3 separate regions of the Homo sapiens genome follow, and regions 1 and 2 are each linked to region 3. The links are chromatin loops, found by intact Hi-C in ENCODE. Cell type or tissue: ascending aorta. All regions are shown on one strand.

Region 1 (2,500 bases), 47 kb before region 3:
TACAGCTGATAAGAAATATTAGTCCCTCATCTTATGCAGCTTATCGTCACTTGGGGTTTTCAAACTATAGAGTCTCACCCATAGATGGGTTAATAAAATCAGTTTAGTGAGCTGTGACCAGTGTTTTTCAAAAAAGAAATAGAGTAGACCAGGGTTGGCAACCCACAGCCTATGAGCCAAACCCAGCCCACCGCCTGCTTTTATAAATAATGTTTTACTGGAACACAGATAAGCCCATTTGTTTACATGTTGTCTCTGACTGTTTTTACGTGACAACTGCTGCACTGAATAGTTGTGACAGAGATGGTATGGCCCGCAAAGCCAAAAATAGTTAGCATTTGGCCCTTTCCAGAAAAAGTTTGCCAACTCCTGGGATAGACTAATATGGTAGTAATTTTTTTCTTTTGTTTTCTTTTTTCTTTTTCTTTTTTTTTTTTTTGAGACAAGGTCTCACTCTGCTGCCCAGGCTGGAGTGCAGATCATAGCTCACCATGGCCTTGACCTCCTGGGCTCAAGCGATCCTCCCACATCAGCCTCCTGAGTGGCTGGGACTACAGGCATGCACCACCATGCAAGGCTAGTTTTAAAACTTTTTGTAGACATGAGGTCTCACTATGTTGCCTAAGCTGGTCTGGAACTCCTAGCTTTAAGAGATCCTCCCACCTTGGCCTCTAAAAGTGCTGGGATTATAGGCAGGAGACACCATGCCCAGCCATATGGTAGTTATCTTAATGCTGTTGACCAAATATCTCAGATTCACCTTCTGGGTCCACAGTAGGGCTGCACTTCTTCACTCTATTGAAAGTTATGGTCATGTGAGCTGCTTTGACCAAAGAAATATTCAAAGAAATGGTGAGTACCACTCTTGTCAGACACTTGGAGATCAGTGTGTGATGTTCTGCTCCTTCAGGATCCCCAGTGATCCAGGGCAAACGTGGAGCAGGAGCAATAAATAAATGTCTGTTGATTTAAGGCACTCAGATTTGGGGTTACTTGTTACCACAGCATCATCAAGCTGATCCTGACTGGTGTTCATAGAAAATACGAGAGCTTATCACATATAGTAAGGCAAGCATTGTTTCTTAAAACTTTCATTTCTGTATGTGTTTTGTGTGGTTTGTGTGTGTGGTGGGGACATCTGTGTGTATGCAGTTTATTGTATGTCATTACAGGGGTGACATATAAAATATGTCCTTTATGAGGATCACAGTCCAAAGTTGTTTAAAAACAGTGGTCTGGAACTTTGGAAAAAAAAAAAAACTTAGATTCCAGAGAATAACATCTAAAATATTTGAAAGACTAGACAAGAGAACCTGGGAGAAAAGTTCTAAGATGAGTTTGGGAGGGTTAGTAATGCTCTTCATGTACATGCAAAAAAAAGTCTGCTTCTCAGCCAGCCATTCCTCAACTCTTTAGAGTAGAGGTCAGCAAGCTTTTCTGTGAAGAGCTAGATGGGAAATATTTTAGGCTTTGGGGGCCAAGAGGTCTCTGACGCCACTTCTCAGCTCTGCTGTTGTAGTGGGAAAGCAGCCATAGATAACACAGAATGAATGGGTGTGGCTGCTTTCCAATAAAACTTTATTTACAAAACAGGCAACTGGCCAGGTTTGAGCTGTTGGCCTCAGTTTGCCAACTCACGCTCTAGGGGATCAAACAAAGAAGTAGAAACAGGCCAAAACTGCAGTAAGAAGAACTGACTCTTTAGATCTATGGAAGAACTAAAAGGGAGTTCGTAGAACAAAGCCCCATCATCTACGTTGGGTGGGTGGGGAGGGGGCAGTCAGTAAACTATGGCCCATGGGCCAAATTCTGGCTGCTGTCTGGTTTTGTATATAAAGTTTTATTCAGTTATATACTGTCTATGGCGGCTTTTATGTGATAAGAGCAGAGTTGAGTAGTTACAGCAGAGGCCCCCAAAGCCAAAAATATTTATGACATGGTCCTTTACAGAAAATGTTTGCTGACCGCTGGCCTATATGGCCTTACTCATACCCAGGCTCATGTTCAAATGATGGTAATCAGGGGCTTAGGGTGGACCCAGGGTCATGTCCAGAAAAGTTCTTAGAACAAAGGGAGCCCCTCGCACAATGATATTTTTAATAAAGTAAATAGGGCAACAGCCAAAAAAAGAATCAAAGTAACCCTTGGCCCTGCACCCTGGGGAGATTTTGACCGCAGTGATGCTCAAGAAATGAGTTCACAGCTAAAACGTGCTCCATAAATGTTAAAATAACAAGAACAATAAATGGCAATAAAACACAAAGCCATGTACCTCGTCTCCACGGGCAAGACCTCCTAGGGCTTTGAGCTTAGAAGTAGGGAGGGAAGCAGCCCTCCCGCTGATGGCCAGTCTTGGCAGAGGGTCCAGCAATCCTGCAGGGATCCAATGGGTGAGGTCCAGAGGAGGAAGAAGTTCAAATATAAACAGGCACTGGAGGAGGACAACCAAGGCCACTGAGACTCTAACCCCCACTGGGAAAGGGACCCAGATCCTGAGGTC
Region 2 (2,500 bases), 140 kb before region 3:
ATGCAACACGTAATAATGCCAATGAACACGGAGTGCTTCTTTTGCGCCATGTCTATTCTCAGTGTTGCATGAGTTTTGACTCATTTAATCACTACAACAACCTGCTGATGAGTAGGGGAATTCCCACTGATATGGTTAGGCTTTGTGTCCCCACCCAAATCTCATCTTGAATTATAATCCTCAATCCCCATAATCCCCAGGTGTCAAGGGAGAGACTTGGAGGAGGTAATTGAGCCATGGGGGTGGTTTCCCCCATACTGTTCTCATGATAGTGAGCGAGTTCTCATGAGATCTGATGGTTTTATAAAGGGCTCCTCCTTGCTTCTCTTGGCACTTCTCCTTCCTGCCACCTTATGAAGAAGGTGCTTTGCTTCCCCTTTACCTTCCACCATCATTGTAAGTTTCCTGAAGCCTCCCCAGCCATGTTAAACTATGAGTCAATAAAAACTCTTTCCTTTATACATTACCCAGTCTCGGTCAGTTATTTATAGCAGTGTGAAAACAAACTAATACACCCATCATTTGTATCTTACCAATGTGGAAACAGAGGTCCAGAAAAACAAAGCCCCTTGCCTGTCACATAGTTGATAACTGGCAGAACTGGGATTTGAATTTAGGCGATCTGAGTTCAGTGGCCACATTCTGAACCCCTGTACTTGGTTATGCAGGTGACATAGGTGGTGTGTGCAAAACTGTAGAACCTACTGGAAGGAAGGAAATAAATAAAGCAAGAACTTTGGATTCCGGCTGCCTGGAGAAGTGTCCTGATTGGCACTGAACCAAGCTGTACTGAAGCCTGAGGCAAAAGGAAAAATACATGCTCTTATATGCATTTCCCAAAATATCCTCCAATATTACGAAGCAAGTGGAAGAAGTTAAAAACACTATTATCAAGAAGCATGACTTTATAACAGTCCCTGTATTGCCAAATCTGTCTGCTTACCCTCCTAGCCCTGCCACGGCAGGACCATAATGCCCGTGTGCACCAGAACCCTGGGCTGATTGGAAACGACCATTCCTGTTCCACAATATTGCTGGGTCACTAAACAAACAGCAGGAGTCTGTCTTTATTTCAAAATTTGATACTTTGTTCATCAGGGAGTTTTTGCGCGAACTTTGGCTATTTTAAATAGTGCCTTAAAATAGTTATCCATGATTGAATTTCCTGGCACTCTGTTACATTTTGCACATGGAGCCAGTGCCTCTCTTACTTCATGCTAGTCCCGGCCCTGATCCCGGTTACGCCACCTCCCAGCTTTCTCGCTTCCTCCCTTGGAGTCTCAGTTTTCTCATCTGTCAAATGGCAACAACTTGCTGCAAACACTGAAGTGGTGACCAAGGGAGTGAATACTGGCCAAGTGCTCAGCCTGGTCCGTGGTCCCCAGAAGCCCTCATTCAGCGTGAGCATTGTTTTTTCTTTCTTTTGAAATAGGGTCTTACTCTGTCACCCAGGCTGGAGTGCAGTGGCACAATCACAGCTCACTGCAGCCTCGACTGCCCAGGCTCAAGTGATTCTCCCACCTCAGCCTCCCAAGTAGCTAAGACCACAGGTGCACGCCACCACACATGGCCCCCTTTTTCTTTTTTTTTTTCAGAGACGGGGTTTTGCCATGTTGCTCAGGCTGGTCTCGAACTTCTAGTCTCAAGGAGTCCTCCTGCCTCCGTTTCCCAAAGTTACAGGTATCAGCCACCAAGCCCGGCCCAGTATTAGCTATTTTTATGATCATTCAGCACCCATCACTACACTGACCATTAATTCATGGCGGCCCTGATTAGGCTTGTGGTCACTAGGTATTTGTCAGACAAACACTGACTATTAGGATACATTACTAAGCGTCACTGCCTCAGGGTCCCAAGCTGCCATTAGAGAGAGGAGAACAGAGGTGCACGCTGGAGAGACATCTATTATGATTTTTTTCTTCCCCTTCGGGAAGGGGTGGCGGGTGGTGGCAGACAGAAGGGGCTGGTTTTAAAACAATAAAGTCAATTTGGTACGGTCTGCTTCAGTGTTTTGAGATCTTTGAAAGAGATATTGTGTGGCTATGGGAGGGGGTGGCTGGGAAGAAGGTTCTATTTATACTTAAAGAGGGAGCCCTGACCTTTGCTGGCATTGGCCTCTTGCTGCCTCACTTGCTGGGGCCTAGACCATCTTTGCCGCCACCGTCTCAGACTGAGACTAATACAAGCCAGCTGAGCAGCAGGATCCTTGACCGACCTCTTTCACTAGGGTGGTTTCAATTTTTGCTAAGCCCAGCCAGCTCAGGGACAGGACGCAGTTCTTGGCTCCAAGCCTCTTGCAGCTCAGCCAGGGACCCTGGTTGGGTGATGTCGTGGGTAGAGTTGCGTCCCTTGAAAGGCTATGTTCATCTCCTAAGGCCCAGTAGCTGTAAATGTGATCTTATTTGGAAACAGTGTCTTTTGCAGATGTAATCAAATTAAGATGAGGTCATAATGGATTAGGGTGTCTTCATAAGAAGAAGGAAATTTGGACCCAGACACA
Region 3 (2,500 bases):
GATCTTTCAACCACGGGCTCGGAAACCCGCTTTCTGTGTCCACTTCAACCAAACACGTCTAACAGGCAGGAATTTAGAGGTGGCCAAGGTAACGAGAACTAGTGGTTTTCACCCTGTTTGGTGACCTTCATAGGGCTTATTTATGCACTTCAAGCGCATGACCTAATACATGTTGGTTTGGCTTCTCTTCTCGTAATAGCAGCCTGTAAAAAGCTTTTGAGAATTCCCCGTGTTTTCTCATTTTGGGTCAAGAAAATAAAATCGATATCTAAGTAACCTTAAAAAAATGGCCTGCACAATCTAAAAATTTGGAATGTTTCCACTAGGACTAAGGATATCTCTGAAAGCCTCAAAGATCATCAAAATGAAGTCCAACATTTGCTGTTTTTAAGGTGAGATATTTGGTAACGGAGTATGAGAGAACTGGCTAAGGGGGCTTTTTGACATAAGTCAAACAATGACATTTAAAACTCACGTAAAAGCAATTACTGTGTGGAATTTTTCTGTGTTTTTCTCATTTCTTAAACAGAAGTGTATATGTTTTCAGCATAGCTTCTTGCTGTAATTTTCTTTCTTGACAAACCCACATCTTACCATGAAACCCAAAGTATGCATGCTGCAGAAACAATAATGGTTGAAACAGACCCGGCTGTCTCTGGCATGATTTTTCTTTACAAAATTAAAATGTCTTTTGGCTAATACACGTGTATTTCAGTTATGAAAGGCCATTCTTGGGAGATGAATAGAAAAGAAAGGGGAACTGACAGATTTAGCTGACGCGAGACAAAAGTAAGTTGCCATATACAGTAGTCAAACCCTCCAGTTCCTCATTCTTTGGGGAAAAATATGTTGATTTTATCATTTTTCCTTTAGTTACATTAGCAGAGAGTTGACAATTCTCCTCTGAATGACTGCAAGTAGATACGTTCGTATCTATTACATCTGGGAACACAGACTTTTAAAAAATGTAACTTTACTAGATACTCAAAAGGAAAAAAGAAGAAGAAAGTGCAATGCCATTGAAATTACACACATTTTCATGTTACTGACACAACACTATTGATACCAAATGACAAAAGAGTTTCTAACCTCTATTACATACTTTGTTCATTTTTAAAGATGTTTAAATTGGCATTGCGGCGCGTCTAAGTTCCTGTTTTAGATTTCTGCATATATCTGAAGGCAGAGGCAGACTTTTCAAAAATGCACGAGCAGGCACAACTGTGTTCTGACTACTATCATCCAAAGGCGATGACAGCGCTGACGAAGCCCCTGGATCCTGCCAAAGTTTGTCCCAAAGACGAGTCTCTCAGCCCCCACTGACCCGCAGCCTGCTGGTTCCAGATTCAGGCAACCAGTGGCCTCCCTTAACGTTCAAAGAGGCAAAGATAAATCATTCCAGCTACCTGACTCTCGGCACCACCTGTTCCAAATTATTCTTTGCTCTCCAAATGTTTAAAATCTAACCCGAAACAACACCCACCCATAGCGATCCAGCACCTTCCGGTAAACTTGACTTGGGCTGCGCCTACCGTAATGTTTTAGGGCCTCTCCACTGCCGGTAAATTTATTGACTCTTTTTAGGACCTGAAATGCGTAGTGTTAGTATCGAAGGAATAAATCAAATTAGCCCTTAAATAAACCGTCATTTTCCTTTACAGAACCATACCCAACCGGTTAAGGGTCATGGCTCACAGAGGTTTGTATTTGTGTTCCTGAATATTTAATATGATTTTGTTTCCCCATTTCAAACGACAGTGGCAAAAAACGTCAGGGCAGGTTCAGAAAATAACTGTGTTCTGTGCATTTAAAACCATCCAAATTCAGCATCTTCCTCCAAAGGAAATGATAGCAGAAATGTTTTGAGCCAAAGCTTGTATTGCACATGGATAAGGCATACTTTGCAGAGAAGCAAAAGCGTAGATTTCATTTTCACTCAGTCTGGCCCTGTGTCGGTCATTTGACCTGCGACTCAGTTTCCTTGTTAACAAAGTTGAAATAATGATAATAATACTCAAGGGGTTGCGGCAAGAATCCACTTTAAAAATACACGTGAAGAGCTGACTGCAGGCCTGGTATACCAGTTCTCAATAAACAGCAGCTATTTTCATCATTACTATTAAACAGAAGGGTATAATTTGCAAGTCAGAGAAATGACAAAGGAACTCAATAGGATGAAAATGAACAAAAAGAAATATGCACTAAAAATGAATGTATAAGCCTGTGGCTTCCTTCATGCCTTTTCCTCTAAATACACCTGGCAGGTACCTTAAAACTGATTTTAAATCACACGCCGTAAAGAACAAGGTCTTGCCCCTCTGATTCATTTACAATAACACAAGTGGGTCTGCAGCCTCAGTTACTGTCACTTCAAGTATTTACCACCTGACGGAGGGGGTGTTTATCCTCCTCCGACTAGAAAAGGGTGTTAGTCAAACACCATTAGGCCAGTTACGATCTTCAAACAGTGAAAACGAAGCATTGTCTCCAGCGAATTCTC

The links. Peaks named below come from ENCODE experiments on the same cell type or tissue, not always from the same donor. Only the 100,000 strongest peaks of a DNase experiment are listed, where the experiment ranks them.
Region 1: a loop joins it to region 3, with 2.4 times the contacts of the local background. A loop is called at or near these places in 4 of 110 quality-filtered maps.
Region 2: it touches region 3 in a loop (2.1-fold over the local background); 2 of 110 quality-filtered maps call a loop at or near these places.

Annotation. Positions count from the first base shown.
Region 1 is chr20:46,946,049-46,948,548 of GRCh38, reverse strand. All of the region lies in intron 1 of EYA2 (EYA transcriptional coactivator and phosphatase 2), which reads right to left. Among named protein-coding and RNA genes, the nearest start is that of EYA2-AS1, 46 kb to the right of the region's middle. In ascending aorta, no CTCF peak of the experiment used is centred here; a DNase peak (open chromatin) is centred at 1,543; H3K27ac peaks cover 2,014 bases.
Region 2 is chr20:47,034,936-47,037,435 of GRCh38, reverse strand. The region is part of intron 5 of EYA2 (EYA transcriptional coactivator and phosphatase 2); the gene reads right to left. Among named protein-coding and RNA genes, the nearest start is that of MIR3616, 130 kb to the left of the region's middle. RefSeq lists an enhancer at 1,755-2,254. In ascending aorta, no CTCF peak of the experiment used is centred here; DNase peaks (open chromatin) are centred at 1,021 and 1,245; H3K27ac peaks cover 1,950 bases.
Region 3 is chr20:46,898,587-46,901,086 of GRCh38, reverse strand. The region is part of intron 1 of EYA2 (EYA transcriptional coactivator and phosphatase 2); the gene reads right to left. EYA2-AS1 (EYA2 antisense RNA 1) reads left to right here. Exons shown (of 2, transcript NR_183876.1): 2 at 1-699. Among named protein-coding and RNA genes, the nearest start is that of EYA2-AS1, 1.9 kb to the left of the region's middle. RefSeq lists an enhancer at 1-515. In ascending aorta, no CTCF peak of the experiment used is centred here; a DNase peak (open chromatin) is centred at 1,264.